Linked DNA regions of Mus musculus: region 2 is linked to region 1. Evidence: chromatin loops called from intact Hi-C (ENCODE). Cell type or tissue: left cerebral cortex. All regions are shown on one strand.

Region 1 (8,000 bases):
GTGTTCTGCTGAGAGAAGCCAACAGGTCCAGTATCTCTTGCATGGTCCATTTATGGAAGGGAGCCATCATAGTGAAGTATATAGAGCAGAGAGAAGAATGGGAGTTACCAGGGCAGGGGTGAGGTAGGAGGGGGCATTACTCATCAATGCAATATGAACACATCCCTGAGATCTGCCTGGCCTTACGGTCCTCTCATTTGCAGCCCAGCCCAGATCTCTAAGTGTCCTTGCCACAACTAAGCAGGGAACATATGCCTCCCGAATCCTTTTAAGAACTCATCTGATCTCTACAGACACTCACATAGAAGAAGGTGGCTGTACCCTCTGTCCACACTGGCTGAGGCTCTGCAGTGAAGCATGCTTCTAACGGGCCTGGGGATCCTGAGACAGGCAGATGGTCCCACTGGGGGCCTTGCCTCTGGCTCCTGAGCACGCTCTCCTTGTCCTGCACTCTGCTGCTGCCCTGGGCTAGCCTTTGCAGCCTTTTGACATTTTCTGCCCCAAGAAGGCAGAGCTCTGGAGGGATGAGCTCTGGGTCTTGGACTCTGAAGGCCAAGCTGAGTGTTTCTCTAAGCTTTAAGCACAGACCCGTGCTGAGCATAGCACTTCAGTCCTCAGAGCTACCAGCGTATAGATAAGATGCAACTTGACTAAGTTTGCTGTTTTGAGAAAAGGTTTTACTCAAACTCACAGCAATCCTCCTGCCTCTCTGCCGCCCACCTGCTAAGATTATAGGTATGAACCACCACTACGGGTACTTTAGTTTTTATTTTATAATTTCCAAAATTTTCTGCAGAGAGACAGAACATAGAATTCTTATTAGGAGCTTTTCAGAACCGCATAAGCCATCTTTACCCAACACCTTTCAGTGAAGGAGCAGAAAATTCACCAGGCCTGGAGTATCCCCTCCGCTTTACAATAGACTTCTCCTTGCTTTCTGGAAATGATCAACTCTATGGTTGCCCATTAACCAACTGTGGCTTCCTAGTTATTAAAGTTCCATTATGATCTGCACTGAATGGAAAGACATTAAAGCAAATTATGTTCTTTTTTTTGTTTGTATCCTCCTTTAAAACCCTTTATAAATAATCTTTCACTTCATAGTGAGGAATAAACACTAGACCTTTATCTATGTCCTGTAGGATGGATATTTGACTTGCACACCATCATTATGTAATGTAACACTGAAATGTTAACGCATACTCTTACACACACACACACACACACACACACACACACACACACACAAACATGCCCCCTGCCACACACATAAGCTCACACTTCCTCCCTGTTTAGCCCTGTTGGGATCTTGGAATTTAGCTGAAATGGCAGCCATACTAGAAGAGCCCTGCCTTTGAAGACATTTTCAGAAATCAGTGCACCTTCTGTGTGACTCTCTAGGTTAAAGAGAAAGTTAGAAAATTCGAAGGGCTCTTCCTGAGAAAGGTGAAAATGGACTGAATTTAAGATCAACGGGTTTCCTGCATGGACAGTCATTACGCTGGCCCTGCTGCAGACATGTTTGTGAAGTATTCTTTGTGGAGACCATGGAGGAGGTAGAGTCAAACTACCCTCCCCTTCACAGGAACTGCTCACAGTCACCTACCCATCTTCCCACTGACTCCCTGTGCCCTACCTCTGACTGATCTGACATCTTCTGGGTGCTAAGCTTGTTCACTGTAGCAGATAATTATTTGGTCTGTCTAATAATCAATGTTATACCTCTGACCTGACTCAATAGTAGCTAATGGAGTTCACCAGTCCAAACATGTTTGTAGTGATACATTGTTCTGAAAAATCTCTTGACCCCAAAGAGACTGATCTTTGTTGGACCTTGAAGCCAGGTTAATTATATGTCTTGAGATCATATAAGACTATGTAATTAACCTGCTAGCCTACTGTGTACTCAGCCTGTTTACATTTACCTCGCCTTTAAGAGAACAATTTAACCAACTTTGCTTGCCTTAGATTTCCCACCCAATCAGCTTTTACAACCTCGGCTAATGCATAGCTTTAATCTTAAGTTATGTGCACTTCCATGCCCTAACCCAAGCGTGTATATGTATTATAGTGATCATTTGCTGAAAGCAGCCAACAGATTAAAAGCAATCATAAAACAAATTGTACCCTAAATATTGCAAACAACACAGGGTATAGCTTGATAATATCTGTTGCAATCTTGAGTGCTATTCAGGGTCAGTTAAGCAACTTCTTCCTGTAAAACCCTGTTGATGATTCTGTAAAGAATCCCGATTTCATTCCCATAGCATGATTTCTGTATTGTTCCATAAATACAGAGCAAAGTCCATGGGTAGGGAGAGGCACAGCACACAGACAAAACTAACAACACAGTTTCAGACGCATGTAACAGACAGACCACAGATCAGCTGTGACCACAAACTATAGGCAGACACATGCGGAGAAGCGAGGAACTGAAACATGGGCTTGTTTGTGGTCAAATTAACCAGAGAGAATGTTGCTTTGGTTTCCTTCCCTAGTGTGGCTTTGATGTGTTTTGGTGACCTCTGGGGTTATCCTATCGTTTTATCGATGCACACCTTCATAAAGGAGCATTATTCGCCCAAAGCAAGATGACCTGGTTTTAGTTAATAAAAGACAATACATAGTGGCATATAGTTGTAATCACCACTGATGAAGCTGAGGCAGGAGGATTGTCACAAGTTTGTGGCCCGCTGGGCTTTTCACTGTAGACTAGTGGATATGCCATCTGTAGATCTGACCAAATAAGGAGACCTTTTCCCACAAGGACGACTCCCATTGTGATAATGGCGCAGGAACACACTAGATTTAACTTGGACCTCTCAGGGGCAAAACAAGCTTCATCATTATTTCACTGAAACTTGTCTTGATGACTGTCTACAGTATGCAGAGAGCACCTGGCAAGGGCACCCAGTCAGGGGCAGACATCGTGAATGCTGTCTACCTATTGCACGCAGCTTCCTCTGTGGGGGGGGGGGGGGTCCACATTGTGTAGATTCTGCAAGATGTAGAATCGAGGCCTGCAGAGATGCAGACAGGGACCACCCAAGTAGCCAGGCAAGATGAGGCTCCTGCTGACTTGGTCTCAGTGTCCCCACCAGAAGAAATCTTTGTCTTGCTGTGCTCAGTGGGGTTTCACCAGGAGGTGAGTGGCTGTGCAGCTCACCAGAGTGCCTCATGTGACTGCTTTTCTGAGGCAGACACACCTGTGTTCTTAGTAACCACAGAACCAGGCTGGCAGATGCATTGAAGAGAGATCTTCTATTCCCTCTTCTTCCAAACCTACTGTCTTCCAGAGTGAAGAGTGAAGGCTCACCCCTCTTCTGGTTTGGAACAAAGCAGCTTAATTTCTGGTATTTAAAGAATTTTCAGAGACTGTTTTTGGTCAGCTGTCATTTTTGAAAGCAAAGTAAGATCTTATGGTTTAAAATAGCTACATGTGATGAAGGGGTGGCTGTTAGGTGGCTGTTGCGGCATCCAGAGCTTGCAGACGGGACCCAATGCCATGTCTCACTGGTGAGAGGCATGGCAGGCTTTTATTCTGTACTGGATTTTCTGACTTCTGCAGCTCATTTTTCTTTAGTGCATACAGCCTTATCATGTGAACAAGTCTGCAAATACTGTGATATTTCCTTTAACCACAGTCATTCTCAGTGTTACTGAAGATGATCATGATGTGCAGGGTAAGAGGCCACAGAAGTTCCAGCCCAAATCCCAAATCCCTGAGTAGTGCACACTGATAACCAAGAAGCCTCTAGGGGGCAGCCGAGCTCCAAGTAAGACCTGTGCCCCTGCAGGCTCTCAGGCTTGCTGCACACTCCTTGGAGGTGTCCCTTCAGCAGCACCCAGCCCTTTCCTCTCAAGCCACACTGAAGTGGGACACACTGGTCCAGTCTCTCATATCCCACTTTCTTTCCTAATTGCCTTCCCTCCCACTCTGTCAAGTCTTCCTGCGGACCTGGCACCATGGCATGAGGCCTCACAGCAAGACCAGCCACGGTTTCACAGCCAGGCAGGACATATTTCTGCAGAAGAATCTTTAGGAATATGCCTTAAAGAAGCAGAAGGAACACATGTATATACAGGATTGTATGTGCACATGTGTAAACAGACTTACATATGCATGCATGTGTGTGTGTGTGTGTGAGTGTGTGTGCACATATATAAACAGACTTACATATGCATACATGTGTGTGTGTGAGTGTGTGTGCATATGCATGTATAGGGTTGTATGTAGACAAGCCAGAGGATGGTGTTGGATGCTGTTTCTCAGGCACCGGCCATGTTTTTGTTTATGTTTTTGAGGCATGGTCTCCCCGTTTCCAGGAGTTTACTCATTAGTCCAGAGGTGCTTTCCATCGATCCACCTGTCTCGGCTTTTATTTTAGTTTCTCAGTCTAGGAATTGGATTTAGGTCCTTAAATTTAGGTCCTATGCTCGCAACAGAGCCATCTTCATCCACTTCAGGAATATGCCTTAATATATAGCCATCTAATGTATAGGTGCCTAATGTATAGGCACCTAATATATAGGCACCTATATATGTATAGGTACATCATTCCTAATTTGATGCCTGGGATGGATTTATCTTCCACATGTTTCTGAAGTTGCTCCATTGTAAAGTGGCTCCAGTGTTCTTTCTGACTAGGAAGAAAGGCAAAGGGAATGAGCCTTGGATACAAGGAAAAACATTAGCTTTGGTGATGCTAGTTAGGCTATATCTTGGCCTTTCTCCTCCTCGATGCATCTCTTGACCAGACTAACTTCTGAGCCTCTGTTTCCTCACTCCTAAAATGGGGTTAGCTAGGGTGATGGTATGCTTCATTTGAGAGCGAGAGGAATTACAGATATTACAGAGTGAGAGAGAGTATAAAAGCGCTAAAGTGCTAGGCATACCTTCTGTGCAGAGAGTACTGTGATGTGGAGGATGGAGCAAGGGCTCTGTAGAAAACCCATTGCGAACACATCAGGGGTGGAGAAGACCTACACTCACGGAGCACGTGCTCACTGAGTGGAAAATTACTGGAGAAACACTGGGATTTAGGGAGACTCTGGTAGATAGATCTAGTGGGATTCTTTGTGTACCTATCCATGTGTAGACACATGGAGGCCAGAGGATGACGTCAGTGTCATGTCTCAGGTGCTGTCACCATGCTTTAGAGACAGGTGTCTCCCTGGACTGAGCTCATTGGGTAGATGAGAGCAACAAGCCACAGCCCCTTCTCTACCTCACTGGCCCTGGCATTACACTTGTCCTTGAAATTAAACTTTTGGGGGAAGAGAGTGTCCTGGGAATCAAACTCAGGTCCCTGTGCTTGCCTTGCAAGTGCTTTGCCCACTGAGCCACCACCCCAGTCTCCAACTTAATGTAGTTCTTGCCTGACTAAGGTATCTGGTGGAGGGGAAAGGAATTAGGATATCAAGGGTGATCGATGGGGCAGGGAGGGATTTGCTCTAAACTGACCTCTCAACTAGGTGGTGCAGGCCAGTCAAGCAAGAGCACCAAGGTGAAGCTGGGGTACAGGGAAAGCCTTTGTGGGGAAGAATTTGCATGCAGCTTAGTGGTAAAGTGAAACCTAGACCTCAGGTACAGCCACAGGTAGTCCTTGCCAGTCAGCAGTCAGTCAGCCAATCTCAGTTAGCCGTGGTATACAGGAAATGACTAAATGAAGTGAGGTCATGACTGCTCCACAGTATGGTTGAGAAGAAGGGAGAGAATGGCCAGACTGAGCATGGCCAGCAGAACAGACCTGGCCATGACAGGAGAGAGGGTGGGAGTAGGGAGGGGAAGAGAAGAAAGAGGAGACAGGGCAAGAGGATCAAGAGAGCACATGACAACCAAGAAGGCATGTGGTGAAAATGGCTGAGTTACAGAGGAATCAGAAGCGAGGGGTTGGAAGCCCCCAGGAGGAAGATGTTGAGGGTAGGGGGTGGGGAGAGAAGCTGGGAGGAGCCACAGGTACTGAGTGAGGCTTGTTTTGGGGACCTGACAGTGACTACTGAAGACAGTAGCATGTGTGTCTTTAGATATGCTCGGAGAAATGATACTGAAATGTTTTTACCATAAGGAAAAACAAAAGTTGGAGGGGGACCGGGATATGGTGGCACACTTTCCCAGCATGCACAAGGTCTTGAGTTCTAGCCTCGGGATTTTGGAAACAAGAATTTGAGGGGCCGATGTCGTTGCACAATGTACATATCTAGTGAATCTCCACTCAATAATATGCTTAATTTTATTCATTGTTTAAATTATTTCAAATAAAAATACTTACAAAGTTTTGTCATTTATTTTCTGATCTGATTAATTTTATTTATTTTTGGCTTCTTCTGAGAAGCAGTTCTATATAAAAAAATGTATTTTTAAATAAAGCTTTTTCCACAGTAAGCAAGTACAAACAACCATTAGGGATTCTGGGATGGCAGGTGTGAACCACACAGCACTTCAAAGAATCAAGTAAAAGGATACTTGTAAAGTGTCTCAGAAGACATCATGTCTTCAGATAAAAGGTCTTGTGTCCCTTCCTGGATAGAAGGAGGACAAATAGAATCTGACCAGAAAGAACCAAGGCCTGTGGGCTTTAAACCCCGTGAGGAGGGCGTGCTCACAGACTTGTGGACTCTCATAGTCCTGGGCATTACTCACTCAGGGATGGAGAAGTATCTGAGGACTCTGTGCATTGGGGCAGACGGTGAGGGGGTGTGGTCCTGCACTCCTGTGAGTCCAGAGCTCCTCTCCATCTGGGCCACTTGCCTGGGAATCAGGAATCAGCCCTGTTACCCTACTTATGCACCCCACTCCTACCATGGAAGGGCCTGCTTTTAGCAACTGAGTTTAAACAATGGTTTTACTATAAGCTTAGTAGTCTGCACTGTGAAAGGCATTCTGGCCATGATGGTCATCATCCTTACAATGCAAGCGGCCTGGTTGGCACCCTGTGATGGGCTCAAGAGCTGGGTGCATCTGTTCAGAAGCTCTAAAGTTATTGCTGCCCCTCTCACCTCTTGTAAATGAATTTTGTCGTGATGAGGGCTCCTTGGTGTGTATGTTCATTTAACCTAAAGCCACTCCCTGTGGAGGTTTGTGGGTTTGTCAACAATGAGTGAAGTGGAGAGTTAGTTCTCAGGATGTCTACAGCTTCCTGGAAGTGGGATTTTTCGTTCTGTCAATGATAATGTTGGTATTAGAGTCAAGAGGGAGAGCAGGGAGAGGCAGGTGCAACCCTTCCCTCTTCAGCATAGCTTCTCACAGCCTCTTTTTTTTCTGCAGGTATGTGTACATCCCACTGGGCGGGTCCCAGCATGGCCTGTTGGGGACACTGCTTTCTACTGCAACAACGTTTGCGTTCGTGAGCTACTGGCATGGTAGCTATGAGGACCTCTGGTGCTGGGCAGCGCTCAACTGGCTGGGAGTCACTGTGGAGAGTGGGGTCCGGAGGCTGCTAGAGACACCCTGTGTCCGGGAGACTTTGGTAAGCATGATCCATCATTGCCTGTGTGGTAGGGGACAGCTGAGCAAGGAGGGACTAGTTTGAGATGGGTAGCGGTCACCAGATTCACTCAAATATGAACTGTTTTTGCCAGACATTTTCAAAGTGTGTATAGCTTTAGGAAGTATGACTGGGGGCAGGGTGGAGAAGGCTTCAAAACCAATCACTGTTTACATGAACGGTTGGTCAGATTGATGAATGAATATTGTACCTGTAAAGGCCTAGGCATTTATTATAGAAAAATTACAAAATCCAGATGAGTAAATTAACAAAATTCACATCAAAGCTCATTCTTCTAAGTATGTTCTGTTTGTGTGTGCACACTCAGCCATTTTCAGTAAAAGCTATGGTGGTGTTTAAGCCCCGCTAAGCAGGCAGATCAGTGTCAAAAGGTTTAGTAAACTTGTGATTTGTTTAATTAATCTATTGTTAATTGTTTCATTATATTGTATTTACGTAGATATCATAATCGGGATGAGTTCTCCTGAATAGAGCTGTCAGGTTACAGGTTTT
Region 2 (8,000 bases), 110 kb before region 1:
GACCCTGACATTTGTCCACAGTACTCCAATAGTATCTCCAGAAGACATGCCTGTTTTCTTCTGAACTCCACTCTTTTAGGAAGGCACAGAATGGCCAACTGGAACCATTCGGTTTGGCATAGCCTGAGATCAAGGGGAGCAAAGGAGGCAGCGTCTGGCTTTTCTTGAGAAGAGCTCCAAAAACCCGTTTCTTGAGGTTGTTATTGAACAGTGTCTCATAGTGAATGCATGATAGATCCAGGCATTCAAGACAGGAGGGGGCATTGTGAGAAAGGAGCTTTGGCAGAGTGTTTAAGGGTGGACAAGAGGGAGTCCAGTTCTTAGTGACAGAGGAAGCAAAATGCCTGGGGTGTACTGGCACCTCTTTCAAGGCCTTACCTGTGCACTGGTGTGGGTGGAGCGGAGACACACCTGTCTCCTATGGGCGAACTGTCCAGGGTTTGGTGGCTCAGGGTTGTGCTATCTGTGTGCCCATCAGAGTGGAATGCCTCAAAGACATCCACTTGCTCTTGCTAACTCTGTGACATCTTGAGAAGGGAGACACTTGATAGTTGTTTTGAAAAAAAAAAAAAAAAAACGAGGACACAAATGTTCGGCAGACAGCACAGGCCCCTTTCCTCTTCCGTCCTTTTGAAATGTTGAACACTTAAAGGCTTGTTAAGATATGGCTGAATTTATTTTTTATATACATTCTCTCTTTGGATTAGAATCTTAAGGTTATTTAAGATTACTGCAGTGTGAACATAAAGGTTCTCTGGAATTTACTACCGAGTAGCTTGGCTGGTCAGCTATGGCTATTCCATGTGGTGAGAGGGTAATTTCATAGTGCACGCTTGCAGATCAGAAGAGATGCCCTCCTGACATGTCATTGGAAGGGGTATTGGTTTCCACCTAACACCAGCTAGTCCCTGCTACCATCTCCCCTTCCCCCAACAGCCCTCAGGACGTCATGGTTTTTGTTGCTTGAGCCCTAGAGACCTGGATTACAGATAATTTCTTAGACATATGAAATAGGCAAATCTTCCCTTTAAGCAGAATTGAAATGGGATGTCTGAAGTTATCAGCTATGCTGGGAAGATATTTCCCTTTGTGGAAGAAGTCTTGCTTCCGTGAAGGATACACAATAGAATCCGTTCATTTTGCACATTTTCAGTTCTTTTGCCATAGATTTTGCACATCACCTCTCCTGGGCAAAGCTTCAGTTGAAAATTTACTTTTCAGAGTCTCAGCATACTTGGCTGTGTGCACAACTCTCTTCTTGTCCCACATTATCTCCCAGAGGCTTGCTTGGCTGGGTGTGTGTCCTGTTATTTTGTGAGATCTTTTCTTTTAATTAAAATTTAAAAAATGACAGTTGTACTGGCTGGTTTGTGTGTCAACTTGACACAAGCTGGAGTTATCACAGAGAAAGGAGCCTCTCTTGAGGAAATGCCTCCATGAGATCCAGCTGTAAGACATTTTCTCAATTAGTGATCAAAGTGGGAGGGCCCAATCCATTGTGGGTGGGACCATCCCTGGGCTGGTAGCCTTGGGTTCAATAAGAGAGCAAGCTGAGCAAGCCAGGGGAAGCAAACCAGTAGGTAACATCCCTTCATGGCCACTGCATCAGCTCCTGCTTCCTGACCTGCTTGAGTTCTAGTCCTGACTTCCTTTGGTGATGAACAGCAATGTGGAAGTGTAAACTGAATAAACCCTTTCCTTTCCAGTTTGCTCCTTGGTCATGATGTTTGTGCAGGAATAGAAACCCTGACTAAGACAACAGTCTCATACATGCATGTAGTGAATTTTGATCATTTTTATCCCCCTTACCCTCTCTTGCCCACACTCCTTTCTTTCCAACAAGTCCCCACCATGCTTTCACGTCGTGTGTGTCCCACTGAGTTTAACTGGGGTTGCTTGTACGAGTAAGGGTAGGGGCTTGTTTACCAGAGCACCAACCACATATTAGTGGGTACACAGCTGAGGAAAAGGACCCCATGCCCCAGCAGCCGTTGACGGTCCCTCAGGGAGGAGTGGGGTCTTGCAGCCCCTTCTATGTTGGAACGTTGATGGGTTCAGTCTTGTGCAGGTCTTATGCAAGCAACCAGAGCTCAGGTGAGTTTGTGAGTTCAGTGGCCGTGCCGTGTGCAGAAGACATCCTTTATAGCACCCTTCCCCCAGCTCTTAGATTCTTTCTGCTCCCTCTTCTGTGGTGTTCTCCAAACCTCAGAAGGAATGATGTAGATGTCCCATTTACAGCCTTTCTTCTCAGGCTGCAGCCAGGTATGCGTCTCTGCGCTAATTGCTGTTTTCTGCAATAAGAAGCTCCTTGGGGGAAGATTGAGTGAGCTGCGATAGAAACACAGGTGTGTTTAGGAGGAGAGTGATGCCCTCTTCCTCCTTCTAAATGCATGTGTGTGTGTGCGTGTGTGTGTGTGTGTGTGTGTGTGTGTGCGTGTGTGTTGCCTATATACATGCCATGGGTGAGTGTGCTGACCCTGTGGGGGGACAGAAGACAGTGTCAGGACCTGTCAGATGTGGGTGCTGAAAACTGAACCTGGGTCCCCTGCAAGAGCAACAAATGCTCTAAACCACTGAGCTGCCTCTCCAGCCCTCTATGGGGTCTTTTTATTATTTATGAATGAATTAATTTATTTTTGAGGCAGGGTTTCTCTGTGTAGCTCTGGCTGTCCTCCACTCTCTCTGTAGACCAGGCTCACCTTGAATCCACAGAGATCTTCCTGCCTCTGTTTCTTGGGTGCTGGAATTAAAGGTGTGTGTTACCACATCCAGCCCTGTGGGGTCTTCTTAATGGGTATATTCTGGACTGGGTATGAGCTGATGTCAGTAGATTGTAGTTGTGCCATGATGAAGATGGGAAATAACATTTATTGCCCTAAACTCCTAATTCAGCATGCCTGTTTTGTTTACTGCTGTGCTCAGGGGTTTTGTGTTAATATTTCCCCGTGTTAAAGTGCTTCGGAATACACGGTGCTTAAGAAAGGTTTTGTTGAGTCTTCTTTGCTTTCACTGGACACAGTTTGATGTTCTGCGTGATGTGTAATGGTAAAGGTAGTTGATAAAGGGGGTGAGCAGACAGGATTGACTGTTCTATGGAGGTAACTCTCTCCTCGGCAGGATACCCATTCTTTGAAAAGAGAAACTGGTCATTTAAACCTTCTAAGAGGAAACATTTTAGAATTCAATTTCCCCACATTTAAAGTGTCCGAGAATGTAAGCGGCTGAGAGTCAACACTCCTCTGAGTTAATTTTGTTCCTTTGACCCTGAGAGAATTAGCCAGAGGGTTAGAGGTATCTTAGCGGAAGATACAATTACCTGGGAGAAATTTGTTTTGTAGCTGCTGAGAATAGAGGGCTTGTTTCATCACCTTCTCCTGCCACGTGAGGAGAGTGACAGCAGATCTTGAAGGGTTAGACCAGCTGCTGAAGTCCTGTTCAGCATAGAGACATCATGAGGCCCAACTGACCTTCTTGACCTTGGCCTAGATCTTCCTTTGGGGTGGCCCACAGGCTTCTGAGCTTGGGTTCTTGGTGGCTGAGGTCCTGTTTGTCCTCTTTTCCCATCTGTCTCTTTTCTAGGTGAAGGGTCTCTGAGTGTCTTGACTTCACTGAGCTGGGAGCTTGAGTCAAGTCAGGAAGGGGCAGCTGCTCTCAGGCACCCCTTGTACCTGCACCTCTCTTGTTCCTCTCACACTTCTGTTCTTTGAGGCTGGCTTGGTGAGGACCTCCAGACAGTTTCTCTGTGTTTGCTTTTCCCTGCATACACTAGCTTCCTTTGGCGTTAAATACTACTTGGTTGCCCTGCCTTCTGGCCCATTACATACAGGCTCAGGCTCCATGTCCTCCCGGGAACTGGACCTTAGTCTGGTAAGTCAGGTGGCTCAGGTGGTAGATTCCTCTCCTCTGACGGCTGCTGGGTACCACTACTGAATAGAATCTTAATTTTTAAAAGGTTTATTTTAAATTACATGTATGCATATGTGAGTATATACAGAAGAGGCCAAAAGGAGATCAGAACTGCCAGAGTGGAGTTAAAGATGGCTGTGAGGTTCCATGTGGTGCTGGGAACTGAATTCATCGCCCTGTAAGAGCAGCAAGTGGTCCTAATGGCTGAGACATCTCTCCAGCTTCCAAACAGCTGTTATTAAGGCCAAGTGTGCTCAGAAACTTGCCCTAGAAATGGAGGTGATAGACCTTACACACAAGCACATGCATACACGCATGCGAGTGCACACACGCACACACGTGCACATGAAACTTGTAAGTTGTAATAAAGAAGATGCTGCAAGTGTTTATCTGTCCTGTAGCTTAAGACCTATATAAGACCAACAGAGTTGCAGGTCCTTGGGCCTTTCCCTTTGTCACAGCCAATGACTTGACTTGAGTGGTTTTTATTCTTATGTATTTCTTTTCTCCCTCCCTGTTTTGTGTGCCTTCATATGTCAGTAGTTAGTCAGATGTGTGAGTTCTGGGGCAGGATTGTCTGGGCCCTACTGAAGTAGCTCCAACATCCACCAGGAGATCTCTAGGCTCCTGCTTTGTCTCTTCTGCTTGGCTGCCAAGCCTCTTAGGACACAGCCTGGCTTACTGTTCTCTGGGGACCTGCACTCATCAGGGATTAGGGAGCAGGTTGTCTGTCCCTATCATCGCTCTGGAGCTATGGAGTCTGCCCTTTTCCCTTCCAAAGCACTTGTGTTAATATTCTCGACCCTGGAAACCCTGATGGCACCTTCAGCTCTTCTGTCTTATATTTTCCTTCCCTTTTTCATTCTTCGATCATGCTAGATAAGTAAATATCCAGGAGGGGCGTGTCAAGATGCCAATGAATACTGGAAACCTTGGATAGTACTAACTACTATCTATAGCATGCTTTTTTCCCCCCTGAATGTACATGCCTATCATAAAGGCTCGTTTACAAATTAGGCTCACCAAGAGACTGACAGTGAACATTTAGAACAGTATAGCCCAGTGTGGGAGCTGGGGAGCTGGGGAGCTGGCTAGCTGGCTCAGTTGGTGAAATGCTTGCTGTGTAAGCATGGAAACAAAACCTGAGTTTGATCCCCTTGGATTAGTAGTGTGCAGTTGCAACCTCAGCACTAGAAGATGGAGAGAGGAGACCCTCTTGGGCTACTGGCCCATCCATCAGGCCAAATCAGCAAGGGCCAGGTTCAGTGATAGATTCTGTCTCAGAAAATACAGGGAAGAATTCTTGTGGAATACACTTGATATTGATGTATGTGCTCTATGCAGGTATGTGCATGCACACACATGCATGTACGCATGCATACACACACATAGAGGGACATAAACTCACACATACATGTATATACAAACAATTTAGTGCAATTAATACTATGCAAATGTGGTCTCTCTCTCTCTCTCAAAGTATCTTATTGTAGTGAATTCCTTTGTCACATTGTGAGGTGGCCTAAGGAGGTGGATGATGGGACATTGTGATGAAGGTTTGCTAGCATTTAATATTATTTGCAAAGTTTGTGATACCACGGGATTCAATCAGTTAACCAGACAGGGGAAGGGAGTAATGTGTGGGTAGTGGCTTGAATACATGGGATAAAGAAGTAATTGGCAACTCAGGCAGGATGAAGTAGGTGGCCTAAGATTCCACGTGAAGCTTAGGGTAGCATGCAGCTTATATCTCCTGAGTTCTTTATTTCTGGATTTTCCCTCTGAAAATGTGGAAAGCGGAAGTTATGGGTGAGGGTGTCTTGTCATCATCTGCATCAACATTTCTTAGAAACAGACTTAGGAGCTTTGTAAACTGCTCACTGGACAGATGCAGCTGGTTCCTGGGAGCAGCCTTCTTTTCAGGCACCGAAGGTCAGCTGCTGGCCACAGTTTGCTTCGTCAGTAACGCGTCATAAATAATGTCTATAGATTATTACATAGAATACCTACAGCCATACTAGGAGTAGGGGCTATCTTTTTAATGCTTAGATTATTAAACTGATATATAAAAACATAAGCTTACATGTGTCGGTAAGTTGCTGGACTGTTTTGATACATGTATATATGGTATGGTATTTAAATCAGGCTAAACATAAATATATCTTTAGATGTATATTATTTCTTTAGGTTTGTCTTCCTGCATGTGATGAGGGCTTGCGTTTGTCTTCCTGTGCACTTTCATTTTCTTTAACATAGGACCGCCTGTGTAACTCATGTTACAAGTGTCGGGGCTTGATCTTCTGGGGTGAACAGCATTCCATGGTGCACACACTCCATGTTTTGTTTTTCTTACCCATGCTCCCACCTTTGGGCTCTTGGCTCTTCTCCATTTCTGAGTGGTGTCAGCGGCTCTGCAGTGAACACTGGATGTGCATATCTCCTTGGTTTCCTTTGGATTTAGTGTCAGGAGTGGGATTTCCCAGTCATGCTACCTCTGCTCTCAGCTGTGCGGGGAACTTGTGTTGTTCCGTAATGCTGCGGAAGTTTTCGCTCTCATCAGCCAGGCACATGAGTTCCCTTTTCTCCAGCACATGCAACTGTCCATCTCTGTTTGGGATCACGGCCATTCTTTCTAGAGTGGAGTGGTAGCACTCTAGTTGTGATCTGCAGTCCTAAGATGCTTACCAGTGCTAATGTCTCCCGCACACCCAGGGGCCACCTGCATCTCTTCTTTGAGAGATGTCTGCTTCAGTTTAATGTTTACTGTTAGCTGGTTTGTCTTTTTTGTTACTGAGTTCTTGGAATTCTCCATGTAATCTGGTCAGATGGACAGTCTGTAAACATTTTCTCTTTCTGTAGGTTGTCTCTTTGGCTAGATCACTGTTTTCTTTATTGAGCAGAAGTGTTTATCCTGGTGTAATCCTGTATGTCTGTTTGAGCATTTGCTTCCTGTATTTTGGGGTCTTGTCTCCATAATGATCTCAACATCGTGAAGAAATTCTCCTGTGGTTTTTTTTTTTCTTCTACAATTTCCATGTCTAACAGTTAAGCCTTGTCTGCGTTTGAGTTCATGAATTTAATGAGTGATACATATCTAATTTAATTCTCCAGGAGAATATCTAGTTTTCCAGGTACCATTTGTTGAGAGGATTGCCATTTCCCACTGTGTATTCCTAGTACCTTGGTAAAGGACCAGTTAGTCCACTGGTCTCTGTGTCTGTCTTATGTAATGCCATGTTCTTTGGAGGGTTGTAGCTTTGTAGTATGTTTTGAAGCCAGAGAGTATGATGCCTTCTAAATTGTTCATCTTTCACCATGATGGCTATTTGGAGTGCTTTTTACTTCCAAACAAATTATATATATTTTTCTAGCTATGTGAACAATTCCATTGGTATTTTGATAGAAAGTACACTGAGCCTTACTTTGGGTAGTATAGGCATTGTAACAATATTGATTCTTCTAGTCCTTGAAAATGGGATAGCTTTCTGCCCTTCCCTCCGTCCCTCTCTGCCTCCCTCCGTCCCTCTCTTCCCCTTCATGTTCTCTCCCTTTCCTTCCTTTCCCTCACTCTTGAGTTTAATTCATACTGTTTTATAGTTTTTATGGTCAAAGTCTTTTATGACTTAGGTAAAACTTATTTTTTTTGTAGCTATTGTAAATGTTGTTGATTTCTTGATTTTTATTCTGATAACATATCGTTGATGAGTGTAACTGGCGTGCACATGGGAACTGAATGGAGGGCCCCATGTGTGATGGGCAAGCACTCTGGTGCTGTGCTGTGCTGTGTGCCCAGCCCTGTGTGTTGGGGTTTTTTGTCCATATAGCCTTCTGAATTTGATGACTGGTTTTACCAGGTTCTTTTGTTGTTGTTGTTCAATTTTTGTGGTTCTTGACCTCTGCAGCTAAGGTAATGTCATTTTCAGACAGTGACAAACTGACTTGTCCAATTTGGATCTATTTTATTCCCCTCTTGACTCTCCTTCGTGACGTATGCCAGCTGTTGGCTAATTACATATGGCATTCTTGCGTGGTTTAGCTGGTAGAGCTGAGAAGCATCTCTGCCCAAGCCTTGACTGACATCACACTATTTGACC

The links. Peaks named below come from ENCODE experiments on the same cell type or tissue, not always from the same donor. Only the 100,000 strongest peaks of a DNase experiment are listed, where the experiment ranks them.
Region 2: a loop joins it to region 1, with 3 times the contacts of the local background. A loop is called at or near these places in 18 of 42 quality-filtered maps.

Annotation. Positions count from the first base shown.
Region 1 is chr1:192,594,356-192,602,355 of GRCm38, reverse strand. It overlaps Hhat (hedgehog acyltransferase), which reads left to right. Exons shown (of 12, transcript NM_144881.4): 10 at 7,268-7,469. Among named protein-coding and RNA genes, the nearest start is that of Gm31011, 82 kb to the right of the region's middle. In left cerebral cortex, a CTCF peak has its summit at 3,745 (motif pointing right); DNase peaks (open chromatin) are centred at 3,300, 3,775, 4,934 and 6,731; H3K27ac peaks cover 295 bases.
Region 2 is chr1:192,703,538-192,711,537 of GRCm38, reverse strand. The region is part of intron 7 of Hhat (hedgehog acyltransferase); the gene reads left to right. Among named protein-coding and RNA genes, the nearest start is that of Gm22265, 38 kb to the left of the region's middle. In left cerebral cortex, no CTCF peak of the experiment used is centred here; no DNase peak of the experiment used is centred here.